Regions from separate parts of the Homo sapiens genome. Here region 2 is linked to region 1. The links are chromatin loops, found by intact Hi-C in ENCODE. Cell type or tissue: GM12878. All regions are shown on one strand. Links, peaks and the distances in the headings refer to the core of each region. The heading gives the core; the rest is flanking DNA.

Evidence for each region. Hi-C counts contacts between places; a loop is a spot of excess contacts. Peaks named below come from ENCODE experiments on the same cell type or tissue, not always from the same donor. Only the 100,000 strongest peaks of a DNase experiment are listed, where the experiment ranks them.
Region 2: a loop joins it to region 1, with 2.6 times the contacts of the local background. A loop is called at or near these places in 3 of 110 quality-filtered maps.

Annotation. Positions count from the first base shown.
Region 1 is chr14:65,297,642-65,309,196 of GRCh38, reverse strand. No RefSeq gene overlaps it. Among named protein-coding and RNA genes, the nearest start is that of MIR4708, 32 kb to the left of the region's middle. RefSeq lists enhancers at 4,496-4,595, 6,726-6,795, 6,816-6,915 and a silencer at 6,146-6,245. In GM12878, for the core only: no CTCF peak of the experiment used is centred there; DNase peaks (open chromatin) are centred at 6,156 and 7,106; H3K4me3 peaks cover 4,733 bases; H3K27ac peaks cover 7,162 bases.
Region 2 is chr14:65,173,146-65,184,700 of GRCh38, reverse strand. No RefSeq gene overlaps it. Among named protein-coding and RNA genes, the nearest start is that of LINC02324, 43 kb to the left of the region's middle. RefSeq lists enhancers at 4,563-4,652, 4,723-4,922 and a silencer at 10,036-10,330. In GM12878, for the core only: no CTCF peak of the experiment used is centred there; a DNase peak (open chromatin) is centred at 4,600; H3K4me3 peaks cover 693 bases; H3K27ac peaks cover 2,518 bases.

The DNA of each region.
Region 1 (11,555 bases), core at 2,486-10,485:
TCCAACCTGGGTGGCCCTATTTCTAAACAAACTACAAATAAAAACAAACACTAAGAACCCCACGAATTTAAACGGCATATTATGTGCCTGTGTTTTGACTGCAACCCATCACGTGGGGTTAGGTGTGGAATTTTCCATGTACAGCATCATGGCAGCACTCAAATAGTTTTGGATTTTGGAGTGTTTTGAATTTCAGATTTTCAGATTAGGGATGATTACACTGTATCTCTCTTGGCCTTTCCTTCCTCATCTGTTAAGTGGGGAAGAGGGACCAAGTACTCTTTGTGGTCCCTTCTTGCATTAATAATGCTGAGGTTTTAAATAACTTCATTCTTTCTGGCCAAAAGGTAGTTCAATTTCAAAAGGGAGAAAACTGAATCCTGGTCTCTATTTGCTAAAGGGCACTGAGCCTCTTTACATTTGAAAATGATACCAAGAGTGGTAAAGAGCAGCATCCCCTGCTCTTAGACTCAATACCTTGGCTATATTTAGCTAGAGCTAGCATCTTTGAGAATAGGACATTTGCAATGTATAGCTAAGAGCAGGGGAAAGCAACCATTCAGCATTTATCTGTTGTCTTTCTGTGAAATAATGTTTCTTTCCAAGGAAAGAGCAAAGAGATGCAGCAGTGGTTTCCTGCTCCAGGAATTTCTTTTTCTAATGACCCAGCATTAGACAGTTTGCCAGACTTGCTCTGACAGTCCACTCTTGACCAAGGGGTACAGTAATATGTGAGGTGATATGGTTTGGCTGTGTCCCCACCCAAATCTCATCTTGAATTGTAGTTCCCATAATCCCCACAAGTGGTAGAAGAGACCCAGTGGGAGGTAATTCAATCATGGGGGTGGCTTCCCACATGCTATTCTCATGATAGTGAGTGAGTTCTCATGATATCGGATCATTTTATAAGGGGCTTCCCCCTTTACTGAGCTCTCAATCTTCTCCCTGCCATCATGTGTAGAAGGATGTGTTTGCTTTCCCTTCTGCCACGATTTTAAGTTTCCTGAAGCTTCTCCAGCCCTGCTGAACTGAGTCAATTAAACCACTTTCTTGGTTTAATTGGATGGATCATGAGGTCAGGAGATCGAGACCATCCTGGCTAACATGGTGAAACCCTGTCTCTAATAAAAATACAAAAAAAATTAGCCCGGCTTAGTGGCGGGCGCCTGTAGTCCCAGCTACTCGGGAGGCTGAGGCAGGAGAATGGCGTGAACCCGGGAGGCGGAGTTTGCAGTGAGCTGAGATCACCCCACTGCACTCCAGCCTGGGCGACAGAGCGAGACTCCATCTCAAAAAAAAAACCAAACAAACAAACAAACAAAACCAACCACTCTCCTTTATAAATTGCCCAGTCTCAGGCAGTTCTTTATAGCAGCATGAGAACAGACTAATACATGAGGCCACGTACCTGGTGCTGTTTCCCAAGTGGTTTCGACTATAAATTCAAGAAGACATTTGATGTTTAGCTACCCAAAAGAAGCACAAGGATTCACTGGATGTGTCAGATAACCTACAATTTCTACCAAACTTCTGGGTCAGCTTTGATTTGCATTATATTGTGATCATTTACTTTTAAATATTTCAGCATAATTAATATGATATATATGTCATCTACACACTGGGAGCAGTTAATTAACATTTGGTGTCTTCTAAAGGAAAGGCACTCTTCAGGAATGAATAACATCTGAAAGATTATAAGCAGAACTCTAAGCAAAAAAGATCTAACCAGAGGGCCACACCACTACAACTTCAACCATCTTTATTTCATATTAACACCAGAGGGCTTGTTAGCTAGCATAATAAATGTTAGATATTAATTTTCACTGGTAAAATGAGTTGTGTTCAAGATAGGTGCATTGGCTGTAAATACTGCGTAGGTACTCTCCCCTTTCCCCAAATGGATCAGTAGCTTATAGGCTTTCAGGATGGCCTGAGCCAAGGATTGAGTCCAGTCCAGTGTTAAACCACCTGCAAGTGATTCTATCACCTGATGCCAACTGGAAGTTGAGTTTAACCCTGCCAGTTTCTAGGGACAGGCCTAATAGCTACTGTAAATTTCAAGCAGTAATAAATGTACACAATACTTCAAGATAACATTAACAACAGTAAGGTGACATGAAAATATCCATAGTTTCTATTGGTGACTATCTTAGTCTGTTTTTTGTTGCTATAAAGAAATACTTGAGGCTGGGTAATTTATAAAGAAACGTGGTTGATGTGGCTCATGATTCTGCAGGCTGTACCAGAAGCATGGCATAAGAATCTGCTTCTGGTGAGGGCTTCAGGCTGCCTCCACTCATGGTGTGAGGCAAAGGGGAGCTGGTGTTTAGAAATCATGTGGTGAGCGAGGAAGCAAGAGAGAGGGGGAAGGTGCCAGGCTCTTTCTAACCATCAGCTCTTATAAGAACTAGTAGAGTGAGAACTCATTACCTCGAGGAGGCACCAAGCCAGTCATGAGGGATTCAGCCCCATGACCCTAAAACCTATTAGGCCCCACCTCCAACACTGGGGATCAATTTCTTTGGGGGGGGACCAAAGAAACCATATCTAAACCATAGCAGTGATAAAGTCACCAGTTCTGCTAATATGACTGTAGTTTCTTACCTGTATTACTACTCAAGAAAACGCTAAAATCATTTAGAAGTTAGTAAAAAATATATATATTTTTTTCATTCAAGTACATAGAGTCTCTGAATTTTATTCACTGACCTCACGGCGGGTCCACGGACTCAGGATAAGAACTCCTGAACCGGAGTCCAAGACCAGCCTGATCAACATGGTGAAACCCTGTCTCTACTAAAAATACAAAAAAATTAGCTGGGCGTGGTGGCGTGTGCCTGTAATCCCAGTTACTCAGCAGGCTGAGGCAAGAGAATCACTTGAACCCAGGAGGCAGAGGTTGCAGTGAGCCGAGATTGCGCCACTGTACTCCAGCCTGGGCGACAGAGCGAGACCCTGTCTCAAAAAAAAAAAAAAAAGAAAAGAAAAGAAAGAAATCCTAAGCCTTACCTAGTGAATGTTTGATACTAGAGAAGCCACTCAAAAGGGCCTCATTATTAGTAATGCCCATAATGGGGACACCAATGTCTTGGCCAACAGGGTCTCTCCTGGGAATCCCAAAGCAGTCTGTAGGGCTGGGCTGCATATAGAATCTCCCCAACTGGCCAGGCATTGTGGCTCACGACTGTAATCCCAGCACTTGGAAGGCCGAGATACGCAGATCACCTGAGGTCGGAGTTCAAGACTAGCCTGGCCAACATGGTGAAACCCCATCTCTACTAAAAATACCCAAAAAATTAGCCGAGCGTGGTGGCAGACACCTGTAATCCCAGCTACTCAGGAGGCTGAGGTGGGAGAATCGCTTGAACCTGGGAGGCGGAGATTGCAGTGAGCCGAGATGACGTCACTGCACACTCTAGCCTGGGTGACAGAGCGAGACTCTGTCTCAAAAAAAAAAAAAAAAAAAAAAAAAAAATCTCAACTGTGTGTTCCCAGTCCCCACAAAGACTTCACAAAAGCAGAGTCTTCATCTATGATGAGTGCTACAAGAACACAGGCAGCTACAATGTAGCATCGGTCTGGCACAGGTCAACTTCTTTCTCAGCAAATCTAGTTTTTCCTAAGGAAGCAGCAGAGATCTATGGCAGACTCTAACACAGACACACCCATTCACTTTACCTCCAGAGCACTTTTCCCTTCCAGCTACTATATCCCCACATTTGCATAATTAAATGAGCCATTACACTGGTTTTTCCAAAACTAAGTAACCATCTGCCCTAAAGTTGTATCCATGTCTTGCCTCTTAGAAAATTCAAGACTCACTTCTGGATTCTTTTAAAAGCCTAGGTTTATTGTTGAATTTCCCTGTGTGTTTTCTCCTCTTTTCACAAACATTTCAAAAGTCTTCAGGTCAAAACTCAGTCCCACCTCAAACATCCTGAGCTCCCTTCTCTCAGGCAGTCTCTGAAGCACATGGCCCAGCCCTGTGATGGCGACAGCACAGGGAGATCTCCTTCCCATCAGAGTCACTGGTAGCTCTCTCCCCCTCACTACCACAGGGCCCTGACGTGGCTTTCACAAGAGTCCCACAGCAGGAAGATGCCACTCAGGGGGCACAAGCTGACTGGGATGCTAGAAGGGGATAGGATCAGAGATCAAGAAAAGCAGAAGAATAGCTTCCTCCACTTCCAGCTCTGTTCTCTTTTGTTCTCAGGCCAGGAGGGTGTTTAGCACCCTGAGGGGACCGTGTCCTGGACAGCTTAGTAAAAAGGAGAGAAGCCTGGGCACAGTGGCTCACACTTATAATCCCAGCACTTTGGGAGGCCGAGGCAGGCGGATCACGAGGTCAGGAGTTCGAGACCAGCCTGGCCAATATGGTGAAACCCTGTCTCTACTAAAAATACAAAAATTAGCTGGGCGTGGTGGCGGGTGCCTGCAATCCCAGCTACTCAGGAGGCTGAGGCAGAATTGCTTGAACCTGGGAGGCGGAGGTTGCAGTGAGCCGAGATCACACCACTGTACTCCAGCCTGGGTGACACAGTGAGAGACTCCGTCTCAAAAAAGAAAAAAAAAAAAAAAGGAGAGAAAATACAGAATCAATCTAAGTGCAAGTGTTATTCTCACTGGCACCTGCATGTGGGAGGCTGGCCAAGAGAGAAGAGCTAGGTGGAAGGAAGTGGCGCGAGGCAGATGAGGAGGCCAGAGGACAGGAGAAGGGGCTGGGCAGGGTCTCTGCCTTCCTGCCCTCTGGAGGCACTCACTTTATCACACTGGTGGCTAGGGATGCTGGGGTCAGGAGGGGCAGCGAAACAGGCTTGCACCTCCATGGGTGCCTCTGCCCTCATCCAGCACCCTATGCACAGGCCGCATGCCACTCTGGTCATGCCTACCATGGCTGGCAGGTGCTATTTATCACTGGGTCTTTTTACCTAAATGTGGCAGGGAGAGAGGATAAGGAGGGGAAACTCTTCACAGAAAAATGTTCTTTCTCTCTAGATCCACGGGCTCCTTATTCTTCACACGTCTGACTTGATCCTTTGCTTCTTCCAGATTCAGACCTTTCTTGTAAGTGGTCCCTTCCCGAGTCCCAGTGTGCTCATTCTTCCAGGGGCTCGTAGTTACTGCCTTGAGGGAACCGTTTGGGTGTCAGCCACCTGACCCCAGGTTACAAGCAGAGGAGCCACAATTAGCCTCTATTCAAACAAAGGATTCCATCTATAGAAGCTCATTTGTTTTCCTCGCTGCAGCTGGCTGGGCTGGGGGGCTGGGGGGCTGGGAGGGGGTTTCTCTGTCACTTTTTTCTTAAACTTTTCCTTTACATCCAGGAAATGACCAGTTCATTACAGTTAAAGAGTAAGTTAGGGGCCGTCCCAGCAACCAGCCAGCTCCTTGTATTTCGGGCTTTTTGTTCCATTAAAATACCAGAAGAGCTGTTTCATTCGGGCACTCCCTTTCCGGGGCTTGAAGAGAACCCAGAGGTGATTTCCAGCCATGGGTCTCCCTGTGAGCCTTGTAAACCCTCAAAATCACCACCCTCCCCTTGTATCAGGAAGCTTAGGGCAAACACCTCCAGCTCTAGTGAAAGCTGGATTTCCTACCCGCCTCCCACCCCTAACCCTCCAGCCCCATCCCCAAAGTACCACTGGATTCTGGAGTCAGATGAGCCCCAGCTGTGTCGCTTCCTAGCTTCGTGCTCATGGGCAAGTCAGTTAAACTCTCTGAGCCTCAGAAGGGAATAATGATAATGGTGATACCAACTCGGAAGGTTTGCAGAGATTAAAACCCAGTGGGATTTGTAAATGATGCTTAATAGACTTTAAAAGCCTATTTAAAGTTAGACAGCATCATTTCTCAGAATGCTGGGCTAGAGAGGAGCTTTTAAGATTTTTTCTTGTGTGCCTAGAATGTAAGCATCTGCAATGGCACTTCTAACACCCCTGGTGAGGGAGTCCTAATCAAATAAGGGTGGGTCTACTTGTCATGTGTCCTTCAAAGAGTTAAATACTAAAAAGAAACTTGCAAACCTTAAGGGAACCTCAGTGCTGGACACAGTGGGAGAAAATCTATCTCCGTTTCCTGATGGTTCTGGGTAACTGTGTGAACTTAAGAGGCTTAAGAAGACATAGGAAACAGTCACACCTGCCTCACAGATGATCTGAGTTGACAGTCACCCACAGCCCCCAAAGTTGTGGTGGCCTAGGAATGACAGCACAGAAAATCACCCCAGTTTCAGTCTGACTGGACCCCACCCTGCTCCCTCCCACCCCATCCCCTTCTGCCCTCTTTATTCTTGTCTCTCTGAATTGACAGTGGGTCAGGTCTGTCCAGAAAGGGTTAACCTTCAGGCTGTCGGCCAGGTGATTACTAAACTGGAGCCCTGACTTTTATTTACTGGCACATAAATCTTTGCTTTGACAATTGTGTCTGAGTGTTTTAACGCCTAGCTGGCCCTGCTGGAGTTTGTTTGACCATGTTTTGAAAAGTGACTTCAGTGCTTGTGGTAGTAATTGGCCTGGCACCACGAGCTGGCGACACGGCAGCGTGATGGACTGCAGCAATTTGAACTCAGCAGCTGATTTATTTTCTGTGGCTTTCTGCTTCTGCTGCTTCTGGTACTGCAAAGGCATGAAGTGGTCAAAGCCAACATGGGGCCCAGGGCCTTCTATCTGGTAGGTATGCATGGCGTGTGGAGGTGGTGTTTTTCTGCTAGATGTCCTTCTAGAAATGGCCAGGAATTTTCCAATGGCTCATGATAGAAAAGCCTCCTATGTAGTGTTTGGCCTGTGATAGTCCTTTGGGTTCAGTGTCTACCAGGTTGACCTGAGATACGCTTTGCATATCTCAGTGTAGACATAAACCCGAATGAGAACAAGCAGAGAAGATTTATGGAGAGCTCTCTATAGCGAGGGAGTCAGCCACTAGCACTTGGTTTTAGCAGATAGTCAAAGTCAGGCGGGGGAGTAGGCAAGCTTTAGAGTGAGAAAAAAAGGGGAGGGCTTCAGGTGTGCTCTGATAGGAGGTTGTTGGCATGAAAGAGCTGGAGGCAGGCTACTGAGAAGCAGGGTGCCCTATAGAATTGGTGTAGAGAGCATATCTGGCTTTCTCTGGTTGGTCCTGAGTTGGAAGGAGGGCCAAAATTTAGGGAACCTGGCAATGATTGACCAAGTCCTGACTGGGGGCTGATTGCTATAGAGGCTGTGGTTTGGCTTCCTGGGCTGGTCGCTACAGAGGCTGTGGATCAGAGTTCAGTTTTCATATATGGTCTGGCCATTGTCCATTTGCATATTTGGTCTCTCGATGGAGACTAAATTTGAGAATCCTGGTCAGTCTGGATTACGTTGGCATGGTTAAGCTGCTGCCTAGTAAAAATGTATTGCGCAGATGTTTATCATAGCGGTAGTTATAATTGCAAAAAAACACAAAACATAAAACAAGGCTGGAAACAGCCAGAATAGTCAATTTTATAGAATTAAAATTAAGGTGTACCCACATTGCGCTAAACTTTAAAAGTGAAGACATTCTAATGACATTGGAAATGTTTATAAATGTGATGCAAAATGACAACTTGATTCAAAAATCATACATACTATGTAATTTTAGGTATAAACAGAGGTTGGAGAGTCTTCCTGGCCCTTAATTTTTAGGTAAGATGTCCTCAAATACCCGTCACAGGGGTATAGGCAGTCCATTACCCCCCTGGGATTTCTGAAAACTTTCTGAAGATGCATACAATCGTCCTATGCATACAATCACCCAGGCTGTGAGCTCCTACTTCCCCAGGATTATTTAAATTCTGGAATATTGGCTCATCACCTGTCACACGCTGCCTCTAACCTATGCCATGTCAATCCAGTTGTAGAGCTCAGTTCTTTCCTTAATTTCAACAAAAACTCAGTCACCTAAGGCTTTGCATAGAGCAGAGGTATCCAATCTTTTGGCTTCCCTGGGCCACATTGGAAGAAGAAGAATTGTCTTGGGCCACACATAAAATACACTAACACTAACGATAGCTGATGAACTAAAAAAAAAAAAAAAAAAAAATGGTCCGTGCATAAATCTCATAATGTTTTAAGAGAGTATACAAATTTGTGTTGGGCCACATCCAAAGCCGTCCTGGGCCACATGCAGTCCGTAGGCCGCGGTTTAGACAAGCTTGGCATGGAGGGATTTATATCCTGCTAGGCATACTAAAAAATCAATATTGTTAGCTGGGTGTGGTGGCTCACACCTGTAATCCCAGCACTTTGGTAGCTGAGGTGGGTGGATCACTTGAAGTTAAGCGTTTTGGACCAGTCTGGGCAACAAAGCGAGATCCTTTCTCTACACTAAATTTATACACACACACACACACACACACACACACACACACACACACACACACACACACATATATGGCACTCTATAGATATAAGCTCTCTCTACATACATATTATGTATTCTCTCAGTCTGTCTGTCCCTTGGCATTTTTCCCTGTTCCGGATCCAGTCTCCCGATATGTTCTCGAGCCACTTTGTCTTCCTTTTCTTTCCTTTCTCTTCCTCCTCTGCCCTCACCTTCTAGAGGAAACACAGATCCTTCCTAAGGGATAATAACGGCATAACATAACGCAACCAATTCATCTCTCTCCAGTTCCTGCTGCAAACTTTGCTCTCCCTCCACATATCCAAGAACTCTGCTAAAGCTTTAAAATTACCAATTGTATTTTTTTTTTTTTGAGACAGAGTTTCGCTCTTGTTGCCCAGGCTAGAGTGCAATGGCGCGATCTCAGCTCACGGCAACCTCTGCCTCCTGGGTTCAAGTGATTCTCCTGCCTCAGCCTCCCGAGTAGCTGGGATTACAGGCATGTGCAACCATGCCTGGCTAATTTTTGTATTTTTAATAGAGACAGGTTTTCTCCATGTTAGTCAGGCTGGTCTTGAACTCCCGACCTCAGGTGATCTGTCCGCCTCAGCCTCCCAAAGTGCTGGGATTACAGGTATGAGCCCCCATGCCTGGCCACCAATTGTATTTTTAAGGGCTGCCAGGTTACATTTGCTCTGAGAAACAGGACTTCTTTTCCTCCCAGGCCCTGTTGGGTGAGTAGGGGAGGGAGTGGGTGTGGGCAGGTGTTTTTTCCAGTAACACAGAGTTGTTTGAAGATTAAAGACAGGGTACATACAATTCCTAGCACAGGCCCTGGCACTGTGATTGCGCTTGTTGCTTTATCAAACAGTATCAAAGGGGGCCTCCTCAGGTCTTCTGAGTTTCTAAGCCTTATCAGCATTTTGCATATCAGACACCGGCTCTGCAGATAACTCCTTCCTTACCGGCTTCTGTGCAATTTTTCCTCTAATCTGTTCTTAAAGGGTAGAACTTTCTACCTCTGCTTTTTACCAAATAATCTTAATCAGTTTTGTTTTTCTAATGTTTATCCAAGAAGTCCTTAATTTTGTAATTCTCGGTATTAATTTTCAGTTGATCAAATCTGAAAGGCCTAAGAAAGTTAATGCTTTTACTGTCGAATTTTTCCCTTTTAAAAGTGATGAGGCTCTGGGCTGGAAACAAGCTGTCTTTAGATGGGGGCTCATGTCTGGTCTTGGGTATAGGGCCAGTGGAGAACCCTGTCAGGAGCCTTTTTTTGTATGAGGGACCTGGAAGCCACCAGAAAAGACTCTTTCTACGAGAGTGAGAGGCTGGGTGGGTTGCTCAGATCTGTAATCCCAGCACCTTGGGAGGCTGATGTGGGAGAATCACTGAGGCCAGGAGTTTGAGGTCAGCCTGGACAACATAGTGAGACCCTATCTCTACAAAAATAAAGATTAAAAAAAAAATAGCTTGGCACGGCGAACGTGCCTGTAGCCCCAGCTACTCAGGAGGCTGAGGTGGGAGGTCTCCAGAGATTTTTCTTTTTAAAAACATATTTATTTATTTATTTATTTAGAGACAGGGTCTTGCTATATTGCCCAGGTGCCTATTGACAGGCATAATGATAGTGTACTACAGTCTCAAACTCCTGGGCTAAGAGGACTTACTGGTGAACATACCTGAGACACCCCTGATGACTTACAGAAATGTCTGAGGGGAACCCTGAGGAATGACAAGGTCTACAAAGATTTTTTTCTTTTCTTTCCTTTTCTTTCTTTTTTTTTTTTTTTTTCGGACGGAGTTTCGCTCTTGTCACCCAGGCTGGAGTGCAATGGCACAATCTCCGCTCACTGCAACCTCCACCTCCCGGGTTCAAGTGATTCTCCTGCCTCACTCAGCCTTCTGAGTAGCTGGGATTACAGGCTTGCGCCACCATGCCTGGCTAATGTTTGTATTTTTAGTAGAGACAGGGTTTCACCATGTTGGTCAGGCTAGTCTCCAACTCCTGACCTCAGGTGACCCACCTGCCTTGGCCTCCCAAAGTGCTGGGATTACAGGCGTGAGCCACTGTGCCCAGCCCCAAGAGATCTTTTCTTTTTAAAAATTTATTTATTTATTTAGAGACAGGGTCTTGCTATATTGCCCATGTGGCTATTGACAGGCATAATGATAGTGTACTGCAGCCTCAAACTCCTGGGCTCAAGCCATCCTCCTGCCTCAGCCTCCTGAGTAGCTGGGACAACAGGCGTGTGCAACCAGGCCGAGCTCCAGGGATTTTTCTGATACAGGGCAGAGCCATAGCTAGCTGCAATGTACTGAGCCAGGAGTTCAAGGCTGCAATGAGCTATGCTTACACCACTGCACTCTACCCTGGGCAACAGAGCAAGACCCTGTCTCTAAAAATAAATAAATAAGAGAGAGAAACTGAAAAACACTAGTTGGTAATAATGCCCTTGGCTTCTGGTGGGGGGAAGGAGTGGTTTCAAGTAACTGCTGGGTGTATGTCTCTCCAGTTGTTTCCCACCCAGCATCCCATGGCTGTGATTAAGTCCTAATCACACAGGATAGGATAGGAGGCTTAGGTGATGGAGAGCTGATGTAGACACAGTCACACAAAATTTCTTTGAGATATTGAGGACACACAGACAGCACTGTGGGGACAAGCAGAAGCGAGTATGGTTCAGGGATCTTCCTCAACTTGCAGATCCACGTGGGACCTGTGGAATAGGAGCCACCAAGGAACACTTCCTGCTTCAGTGGGTAGAGTCTCAGCTAGGAGGCTCTCCGAGGTGACCTAGGAGACAGGCACAAGGCAGCTGCAATGGGGGATGGTGGTACCTTTGGTGAATACCTTAAGCTTTAGGGAGTGGCAGTTGCAGCGGCCTTGGTGCTATTGACTCAGTGTTGACATCATTGGCTTTAAGCAGGAGGCAGCACTATTTGCTCAGATATTAGTACCCTACATGGCAGGCACTGCAAAATGGTAGGCGAGAGCTCACAGTCAGACAAGACCAAAAGAAAGCAGAGTAGAGGAGGGGGAGGTTGGCGGAGAATCCAAGATAAATGTGAGATTTGGTAGCTACGAAGACTTACTGGTGAACATACCTGAGACACCCCTGAAGACTTACAGAAATGTCTGAGGGGAACCCTGAGGAACAACAGGGTCTCCAGAGATTTTTCTTTTTGAAAATGTATTTATTTATTTAGAGACA
Region 2 (11,555 bases), core at 1,364-9,363, 120 kb after region 1:
CTGCCCTTGCCAGACACCACGGACCCCCACCAGCCCCAAGAGCCAGGTACAGGAAGAAAATAAATGAGTTGATTCTGGCCTCAAGCTGAGTCATAAAAACTCAGACAGGAGAGTGTGAAGGAAAGTGAGTAGAGAGGCAGCTTCGTGAGCAAACAGCTCAGGCAGAGGCTGTAGGAAACTCACTCCCTGCCCCTCCCATCGACAGAGCCCTCTTGGAGAATCTTCAGAGCCCTGGGGTGAGCCTCAAACTGGCATTTTATTGCTGATTTTTAAAAAGTGCCCGTCATTGCCAAGCCTCTGCCTTGTATCTTTTAATTGTTTTAAAATTGTGTGCTCTGTGCCCTGAGGTGATTTTAACACCAAGGGCAGCACTTCATAAAATAAATACATTAGGAGCTGGAGTTGCTTCCCTACAGTGGGTAGATGGAGCAAGTGGGGTGGGGGCAGGGAACCACAGAGGGACACCTCCTGAGGATTTGGGCTCTCACTCTTGCTGGGACTTTACTTTCCTGTTGCCCCTTTAATACCACTCTGAGCTTCTGAGCACCAGCAGGAGGCAAAACATTGGAAGCAAGGGGGTTGCATGAGTCACGTGGAAATATCTGGGGACTTTGCTGCTGTCTAGGCCAGTTAGGGAGAGCCAGCTTGAGAAGGCGGAGCACCTGAAGGGACTGTGTCCGTTGTGGAGTTTTAGAGACACATGACCCTTAATCAGGAGGGGAGAAGTATCATTAAAAAAGAAAAATCTAGAACCACATCTTCCCAGCCCCAACTGAAAGACCAAAAGGCCAACCAAGAGTTGTTGACAGTGTCAATATATTTATTGCTAAGGTGCAGTTCACAAACTCTTCCAAAAAAACTAGAAGAGGAGGAAATACTTCCAAGCTCTTTTTATGAGGCCAGCATTACCCTGATATCAAAGCCAGACAAGGACATAACAAGAAAATTACAGGCCAATATCCTTAATGAATATAGATGCAAAAACCCTTAACAGAACACTAGCAGCTAGGCATGGTGCCTCATACCTGTAATCTCAGCACTTTGGGAGGTTGAGGCAGGTGGATCACTTGAGGTCAGGAGTTTGAGACCAGCCAGGCCAACATGGCAAAATCCCGTCTCTACCAAAAATAAAAAAATTAGCTGGGTGTGGTGGCGGGCACCTGTAATCCCAGCTACTCGAGATGCTGAGGCAGGAGAATCGCACAAACCCGGGAGGCAGAGGTTGCAGTGAGCTGAGATCATGCCACTGCACTCCAGCCTAGGCCAAAAAGCGAGACTCCGTCTCAAAAAACAAAACAAAAACAAAACACACACACACACACACACACACAAACACTAGCAAACCAAATTCAACCACACATTAAAAGAATCACTCACCATGATCAGTGGGATTTATCCCTGGGATGCAAGATAGTTCAACATATGCAAATCAATAAATGTGATATATCGCATTAACAGAATGAAGGATAAAAACCATTTGATCATCTCAATAGGTGTGGAAAACATATTTGACAAAATTCAACATCCTTTCATGATGAAAACTCTCAACAAATTAGGTATAGAAGGAATGAACCTCAACACAATATACATTAAACCCATAGCTATCATTATACTCAACAGTGAAAAATTGAAAGCCTTTCCTGTAAGATCTGGAACAAGACAAAGATGTGCACTCTTGTCACTTCTATTCAACTGTAGGGGAGTGAAAAACCTCCACCCTTCTAAGTTCCTTGGCTAGGCTACAAATTAAAGGGACATAAGACAGATTGACAGGAGAAAAACCATATTTAATGATGGGCATATGCAAAGGTGTCCCACAGAATAAGAGACTTGAAGAAGGGTCAGACGATTGAAGTCTATATAGCATCCTAAGCTACAGAAAGGAATAGGAGCTCCAGCTTCTCAGGGGAGGCGGGGGACACAAATTACGATAGAGCAAAGGGAGGAAATTTGTGGTGAAGAAAGGCTGCCTTATCCAGATAAACAGTCTCAGCTAATAAAAATTGTCTGGAGCAGCCCTCAGAAGAAGAGGTAACAATCTCTGGGTTGGTGTTAACCTCCAGTCTCACCTCCTGTGAACCAAGTTAATCTTCCCTGATTGATAAGATTTCTAGGGAGGGGATTCATAACAAATTGAGTTCCTTTTAGAGGATTCATCTTTAGGCAGATAAGGGGGCTCAGAGAAAGCATCTGCTGTTTCCTAAGTGCCCTCAGTGCAAAGCCACCAGTGCACCACAGAGGCATATTTTGGGGTGGCATTTCCTGAACACCTTCACTGCTTAGTATTAGAAGTCCTTGCCAAAGCAATTAGGCAAGAAAAAAATAAATAAAAGACACTAAATCATTTAGAAAGGAAGAAGCTAAATTGTTACTGTTTGCTGATGACATGATCTTATATATAGAAAACCCTAACGATTCTACCCCAAAACTGTTACAATACACGAATACAGTAAAGTCACATGATACAAAATCGACACACAAAAGTCAATAGTGTTTCTGTTTATTATTCATTTTATTGTTAGACCTGCACTAACAATAAACTGAAAAAGAAGAGAACAATCCCATTTACCATGGCTACAGCCTGGTGATAAAGACAGCCGAGGGGAATTCTCTGGGGTCAGATCTGGATTCCAATCCCCCCTGAGCCACTTACTCATTGTGTCACTTAGGGCAAGTGGCTTCATTTTTCTGCATTTTAGTTATTTCATCTTACTTCGTTAAATGGTAGCGACAATAATAATGCCTTCCTTGTATGAATATTGGGAAAAGCGAAAGGAGATGGGTAATCCATTAAAGTGTTTACTTAACCCAATGCTGGGCACAGACAAACAGTAGATATTAGTTATTGTTGTGTTATTGTGCATTTAGTGCGCTATATTAGGTGATCTTGCGAAAAGAGCAGAAATAGTCTCTGTCACTGAGGCATATGTTCCCAAAATCCCACTCTGCCTTCTCTGTGCTGACTCAAATCTGATTTAGCTCCAGCAGCTTCTCTGTGTAGTGGAAAGAGCTTGGATTTGTGCCCCAGCTCCATTGATCCCCAGCTCTGCACACATCATCTAACTTCTCTGAGCTTCAGTTTCCTCTTCTGCAAGATGGAGATGATAATAGAGACTCTGCTGACTTTGTAAGGTTGTGGTGAGGCTCAAATGTGACTATGGGTGAATTTTCTCCAAAAGCTGTAAAGTCATTATAAAGCAAAAGTAAAACCCAACCTTACAGGCTTCACTCAAGTCCCACCTTCTCCTACCTTTCTGTGAGAGAAATCCAACTCAAACTGTCTTAAGAGGGGGGAAAATGGATTTTCTTAGCTCATGCAACTAAACGATCCAGGAGTAAATTCTGGAGTGGCTGGAGCCAGGTTCTCAAAAGATGACATTTAGGCCAGGCACGGTGGCTCACACCTGTAATCCCAGCACTCTGGGAGGCTGAGGCAGGCGGATCACGAGGTCAGGAGGTTGAGACCATCCTGGCTAACATGGTGAAACCCCGTCTCTACTAAAAATAATAAAATTAGCCAGGCATGGTGGCACGCGCCTGTAGTCCCAGCTACTCGGGAGGCTGAGGCAGGAGAATGGCGTGAACCCAGGAGGCAGAGCTTGCAGTGAGCCAAGATCACACCACTGCACTCCAGCCTGGGCGACAGAGGGAGACTCCGGCTCAAAAAAAAAAAAAAGACATTTAAAAATCTGATTCTCTCTTTCTCTCAGCTCTGCTTTCCTTTGTATTTCCTTTGTGTCCTTCTGAAGACACCAAATCCTTAGAAGGCATCTCTTTGTGCTTCCCTGCCCCCATCTTTGCCATGTCATAGGTTAAGCCTGCTCAGACTTTAACCTATGAAGCAGGCTTAACCTATGAAGTGGCAAAGATGGCCACAAGCAGCTCTGGGCTTGCAAACTACCAGTTTAGCAATCCAGATAGAAACAGTCCACCATTCTCTCGACAGCTCCAGCAAGAGTCCCAGAAATGAGTCTCCATGGCCTGACTTGGGTCATGTGCCTGTCTGTGGCCCTTTCTCCCAAGGCCAGGAGATTGGAATATGCCAGTTGGCCAAGCCTGAGTCACATGCCCACTGTCTGGAGCCAGGTGATGAATCATTCCAGCTCATTCCAGCTGTAACCACATGAACAGAACGAGGAGAGGTGGTTCCCCAAAAGGAAAGCAAAGTGATGTTTCCAACGGAAGGGAAAAGGAGATACTGGACAACAGATTTTCACTGTACACAGATTTGACTATTGTATTTTCTGGTAGGAGGTAGGGAGAAGAAGTGAGAGCCAGAATAAAAAGTCCCAGAGAGCAATGAGACATTCAGTTAATACTCTGTAGTTGACTCAACACTTTGCATCCCTGGAACATTCTGCCTAGTAATATGGCTTCAGGAGAAAGGGTCCTGGGCCATTTTAGGAAGGGAGCCCTGCACTTGCTGAGAAACACAACTGTGAATGATAAAGGGAACGAGAACCCTATTTCCTGACTCATTAAAGCAAGAGAGTGCTTAATAAATACTACTTGGTGATAAAGTTCTGACAAGGCCACTCATCTAATAACCACAGTTCTGACTCTGATTCCTATTCTGCTTAAGAATCTACACGAGCCCAGACTTCAGCTGTCATTAACAGAGGTCATGTCGTTGGCAGGCTGCCTGTCACAGATTCCGTGCACAGGAGGGCAAATAGCAAATGGGGAACTCCGGACACCACAGGTGTTTCTCTCTGAGTCACAGCGCTTCAGCCTCATTCCCCTTCCCTGGAGAAGACTTCCTCCATTCCATCACTACTTCTACCTCCTAAATAGCACTTTTCTCACCATTTCATATTACAAAAGCATGTTATGACATGCTTATTTCAGGAAACTCAAATAAGAGCATGCAGAGTCCCCATATTCTTCTCTACCTTATTACAAATCATATCCTCTTCTAGGCATATACGAATACTGTATATAAGACTTTTAAAAGTGGGATAACACTGTTCCATGACATATATTGGAAATATGTTGTGGGAAGTCAGGGACCCCAAACAGAGGGACCGGCTGACACCATGGCAGAAGAACATGGATTGTGAAGATTTCATGGACATTTATTAGTTCCCCAAGTTAATACTTTTATAATTTCTTATGCCTGTTTTTACTGCAGTCTCTAAACATAAATTGTGAAGATTTCATGGACACTTATCACTTCCCCAATCAATACCCTTGTGATTTCCTATGCCTGTCTTTACTTTAATCTCTGAATCCTGTCAGCTGAGGAAGATGTATATTGCCTCAGGACCATGTGATAATCGCATTAACTGCACAAATTGTAGAGCATGTGTGTTTAAACAATATGAAATCTGGGCACCTTGAAAAAAGAGCAGGATAACAGCAACTGTTCAGGGAATAAGAGAGATAAACTTAAACTCTGACCGCTGGTGAGCCGGGCGGAACAGAGCCATATTTCTCTTCTTTCAAAAGCAAATGGGAGAAATATCACTGAATTCTTTTTCTCAGCAAGGAACATCCCTGGGAAAGAGAATACGCACCTGGGGGTATAGGCCTATAGACAGCCCCCCTAGGTGTGCCCGTCTTCTATGGTCAAGGCTGTAGGGGTGAAATAGACCCCAGTCTCCCACAGCGCTCCCAGGCTTATTAGGAAGAAGAAATTCCCACCTAATAAATTTTAGTCAGACCGGTTGCTCTCAAAACCCTGTCCCCTGATAAGATGTTATCAATGACAGTGGTGCCCGAAGCTTCATTAGCAATTTTAATTTTGCCCCGTCCTGTGGTCCTGTGATCTTGCCCTGCCTCCATTTGCCTTGTGATATTCTATTACCTTGTGAAGTACTTGATGTCTGTGACCCACACCTATTCGCACACTCCCTCTCCTTTTGAAAATCCCTAATAAAAACTTGCTGGTTTTTGTGGCTTGTGGGGCATCACGGAAACTACCGACATGTGATGTCTCCCCCGGATGCCCAGCTTTAAAATTTCTCTCTTTTGTACTCTGTCCCTTTATTTCTCAAGCCGGCCGACGCTTAGGGAAAATAGAAAAGAACCTAAGTGACTATCGGGGCAGGTTCCCTGAGAAGAATATCTCTCAATGCCCATAGATACCCTTCTGTAGCATTAAATTTAAGAGATTCAAGTTGGTGATTTTTTTAGTGGATGTACTATAAATTATTTATCCTTTTTTCTACTATCGGGTAGCTACATTGTTTACACATGTTACTATTATGATATTCTGTGGACTGTTTTAAAAATAAAATAAATGAATGGGGTTACAGTAGGGAGGTATAATGGCCAGTGTGGGAAAGACACAGCTACCAGGTGAGGTGGCTCACGCCTGTAATCCTAGCACTTTGGGAGGCAGAGGTGGGTAGATCACTCGAGCCCAGGAGTTTGAGACCATCCTGGGCAACATGGCAAAACCTTGTCTCTACAAAAAATAGAAAAATTCACCAGGCATGGTGGCACACATCTGTGGTTCCAGCTACTAGGGAGGCTGACACAGAGGATGGCTCGAGCCCAGGAGGTTGAGGCTGCAGTGAGCCCAGATTACGCCACTGCATTCCAGCCTGTGGCACAGAGTGGGACCCTATCTCAAAACAAAACAAAAAATTAAATAAATAAAAAAGAAAAATGCAACATACTACAGAAAAGCGGTATGAGGGAAAATAGTTGCTTTCAGAAAAATATCTCCATTTAATATCATGTAGACCACACCTGGAATTTGGGGATTTTTCTGGGCTCTGCTCTCAGCTCAGTAAGGTTTTTGCTATTTGAATGACTATAAAGAAGCTTTATCCATCTGGATCCTGTTGTTGCTGTGTAATGGGGGTGGGTGTGTGGGTCACTAATTCCATCAACTTTGATTCGATATGTTTCTGTTATACTAGTTAACAAATTGCCCCAAAACGTACTGGCTTAAACCAATCATCATATTTGCTTATGTTTCTCTGAGTCAGCAATTTGGACAGAGCTTTGTTGGGTGGTTATTCTGTTCCTCATGCCACTGGCTGAGGTCATTTACTAGGCTTCATTTACCTAGTGGCTAGACAGAAAGGTCTAAGAAAATTTCACTTACGTGTCTGGCACCTCAGCACTTCTCCACTTGGTCCCTCTCTCCACGTGGTAAGGTTGAGCTTTCTCATGATATAGAAGTTTCAAGGTAACCAGATTTCTTATATGGCAACTGCTCCCAAATGGGACAAAATTGGAAGCTACGGATATCTTAGGGCCCAGCCTTAGAAGTTATACAGTGTTACTGCAGCCTCAACCTCCTGAGCTCAAGCAATCCTCCTGCCTCAGCTTCCCAAGTAGCTGGGATTATAGGCATGTGCCACCATACCCAGTTAATTTTTTAAATTTCTTTGTAGAGACAAGGTTTTGCCACTTTGGCCAGGCTGGTCTCAAACTCCTAGGCTCAAGTGATCCACCTGCCTTGGCCTCCCAAAGTGCTGGGATTACAGATGTGAGCCACTGTGTTTGGCCTCCAGTGTATTCTATTTGTCAAAACCAGTGTCAGAGTTGGTCTGTTTCAAAGAAATAGAAAATAGACCACACTTCTTGATAGTAAGAGAGGCAAAGAATTTTAAACCTTCTTTAACTCACTACAGTGAATATGATGAATACAATAGGATTATAGCGTTCTCCTATAATCAAGATACATAGAATATAATGGTGTCATAAAATACTATGTCCTAAGTATGCACTCAATCGACTAGAAGAGAGATTTAAGCCCATTTATAGTCAATAATTTTGCCCAAGTTCTGAGCATACACCAAAATAAACCATTGCCGAGATGGTATGTGGAAAATAGAATCCCTGGCAAAACTCACCCCTACAAGACAACAGTGATACCCATCCCAACTCACAGCCACCACCCACAATACTGGAGAAAGGCTCTGGGTCTTGGACATCTCAGCTCAACTCCTCCCTCTGCCATGGAGCTTCTTATAGACTTCCCACTCCTTAAATATAGTAATTCTTTCACAAGTCTGTTATAGGAGTTTTGAGATCTTTGTGAGAACATTTCTGCTAAAATTATAAATATTGGCTCTGAAACTGTTAATGTGCTTCCTCAGATGGCAAAAGAAAATAAGGTATATGTTGCCCTATGAAAACGGTGCATTTTCCATCTAAGAGTTAATGCTATCTTGCCACATGGAAACCTTGAAAAAAAACACTAAAATCCCTCCAACAGCATTAGGCCCTAGAAGTCTGAGTGAATCAGCCCAGATGAAGGAGCCCTTCTTGGCTATCCCCGTTTCAGTTACTGTGATGATGCAGGGAGTTTCTTCATCATACACACTTCCATCTTAGAGCTACTTTTTTTTTTTCTTTTTTTTTTTTTGAGACGGAGTCTGGCTCTCTCGCCCAGGCTGGAGTGCAGTGGCATGCTCTCGGCTCACTGCAAGCTCTGCCCCCAGGTTCACGCCATTCTCCTGCCTCAGCCTCCCGAGTAGCTGAGACTACAGGCGCCCGCCACCATGCCCAGCTAATTTTTTGTATTTTTAGTAGAGACGGTGTTTCACCATGTTAGCCAGGATGCTCTCGATCTCCTGACCTCATGATCCGCCTGCCTCAGCCTCCCAAAGTGCTGGGATTACAGGCGTGAGCCACCCCACCTGGCCAGAGCTACTTTTATTTTTTACAGGGTTATCCAAGCACTGAGTATGGTCTACATTTAATATCTAGTTATTAGTTGACTGATTCCCACTTGATTGCCAAAAGATGCTGCTATTTTGTACATAGCATCCCTGGAGGAAAGCCATTTGGAGGTTAATATGTGGGCAAATGGGCCACATGAGGAGCAGAAAGTTGGATCCTCTGTAATCAATACACAACCTTGGCCCCAGCCATGGGGTCCACCTTCTCCACAGGAATGAACAGCGTATGGCTTTTAGAAGGGCTTAGCCAATCTCCGTGGCTCATCTGTAATCCCAGCACTTTGGGAGGCCAAGATGGGAGGATCACTTGAGGCCAGGAGTTCGAGACTGGCCTGGGCAACATAGTGAGACTCCATCTCTACAAAATAAATAAATAAATAAATATTAGCCAGGTGTGGTGGTGTGCACCTATAGTCTTAACTACTTGGGAGGCTGAGCGGGGAGGATCACTTGAGCCCAGGAGGTCAAAGCTGCAATAAGCCGTGATCACGCCACTGCACTCCAGCCTGGACAACAGAGCAAGACTTGGTCGCTAAATAAATAAATAAAATGTAAAAAATAAAAGGGCTTAGACTTAGTGTCTTGGAGTGAAAATGAACTCCAAGCTGATCAGATAAGGGTTGACCAGCTCTTTCTTTAATTTTAATTATTTATTTTTTATCTCCCTTTCCTGGTACCTTCATGACTGGCTCTTAAATATTTAAATTTTCTTTGTCACAGGCTAGCCTGAAGCTCTGTGCCTATTTGATTTATATAACTCATATCTGGTTGATGTTGGTGGATTGAGACAAATATCTTTTCAGAACTGAAAATGACTCTATCTTTTTTCTTCTCTATGTTTCCCTCCAAGCAAAAGCCAGTGCTCTAAAAAGCTAAGAGTCAGACAGATAGATGCCCACTTCCAAGAGAGGGTGAGTTCTACCTTGCCCATCCCCTAGTCTTCACTTTGATTGTCCCTAGACCACTGGGAAGGAATCAAGACATTATTTCATTCCATTGGGATCATTTAAAAATAGCAGAACCACTTTCTGCTTCGCTGCAGCTCATGATAGTGAGATGAGTGAATTAAAGCGAATGGCTGTTAGAGAAAGTAGGGGAATGAATTTTAATGCAGCATCTGGCAAACCTGCCTTTGGAGTCTTTTCATGCCATGACCATTGTGCAGGCATTAGGGTAAGTGCTTTGGGACTTGTATCCAGGTTCTTGGACCTGGATACGAGGTTCTAAACAAGCCAGACCAAATGTAGGGGGAGGAGGCATTAGACCTCACAAGGCTGCCCTCACCCCACCCTGCCAAGGTCTGAACCCAAAGTTAGCGGGCTCTGCATACTGAACCTTGCTCTCTGGCCCCAGGGAAGAACGTCCCCCTGCTGTGGAGAGATGTCTGTCCCAGAGAGAAAATGGCCCCTTCACCTGGTTCCAGAGTATTCAAAGGCACTCTCGGACAGAAGAGGAAAGAGAGAGGAGTGTGTGAGAAAGAGAGCAGGGGAGGGGGAGACAGTGAGAGCGGGCGAGCATGCAGACTAGGAACTCGGTCTTGTTTCTCACATGCTCTCAGCTCTCTGAGCTGGGTCAGTGCATCCCGCCGAGACCACGCCCTCCTGTCCACAGAAACCTGAAAAGAACCACCAAGGGGCTTCTGACTTCATTCACTGGCCTTATTCGGCATCGTAACAACTGACTTTATCCCGGCTTTATGGTTTGCCTCTGTGACATCCTGAGGGAGTAGTTGCACTATACATACACACACACTCACGACTTTCACACACACATATCACACACTCACACAATTCACACACAATCACACACAATTCACACACACAACACGCACACATCACATACAACTCACACATCACACACAACTCACGGACATCACACAAATTCACACACACTCTCACAACTCACATCACACACAAATTCACACACACACCCCACACACATTCACATACCATCACACCCCCACACACTCAGCACACACACTCACACATTTACACACACACAACCTACACTCACATATCACACTCACAATTCACTCTTACATAACACACACACTCTCACATCCACACACCCCCCACACACCCTCACACATTCACACACACTCACCCCCCACACACACTCACACACACCCCTTCCTCACACTCCCCCATTCGACAGAATTCTGCTTTGTAAAGGGAGCTGTGAGGACGGAAATACTAAGGCATACCATCAGAGGGAGGGAAAGAAAAGACTGGGAAGAAAATTCACTGAAAAGGATTTCTGAGTCTGCAGATGGGGAACTTTTTCTTTTGAAACCATTTCAGACTTACAGAAAAGCACAAAGTACTTTTCACAGAAAAATACAAGAGTACAGACAATTCCTGTGTCCTTTTCACCCTGTCTGCTTCTGATTTTCCTTCCCTATGTAGACTGTTTTCTGAACCATTTGAGAGTAAGGTGCAGATAAGATCCCCCTTTATCCCTAAATACTTGAGTGTATGTTTCCTAAAAAACATGAATATTCTCTTTCATAACTCAAATACATTATCTAACTCGGGAAATTAATATTGACACAACACTATTATCTAAACTATACATCTTTCTGATGTAAAATTTCACCAGTTATTCTAATAATGTTCTTTATAAGAGCAAAATAATGTTCTTTATAAAGAGAAAAAAATGTTTTGATCCAACATCCAATCCAACCTCTTAACAATGTCACGACTTTTTTTTTTTGAGACGGAGTCTCGCTCTGTCGCCCAGGCTGGAGTGCAGTGGTGCGATCTTGGCTCGCTGCAAGTTCCGCCTCCCGGGTTCACGCCATTCTCCTTCCTCAGCCTCCCAAGTAGCTAGGACTACAGGCGCCCGCCACTAAGCCCGGCTAATTTTTTGTATTTTTTTAGTAGAGACGGGGTTTCACCGTGTTAGCCAGGATGG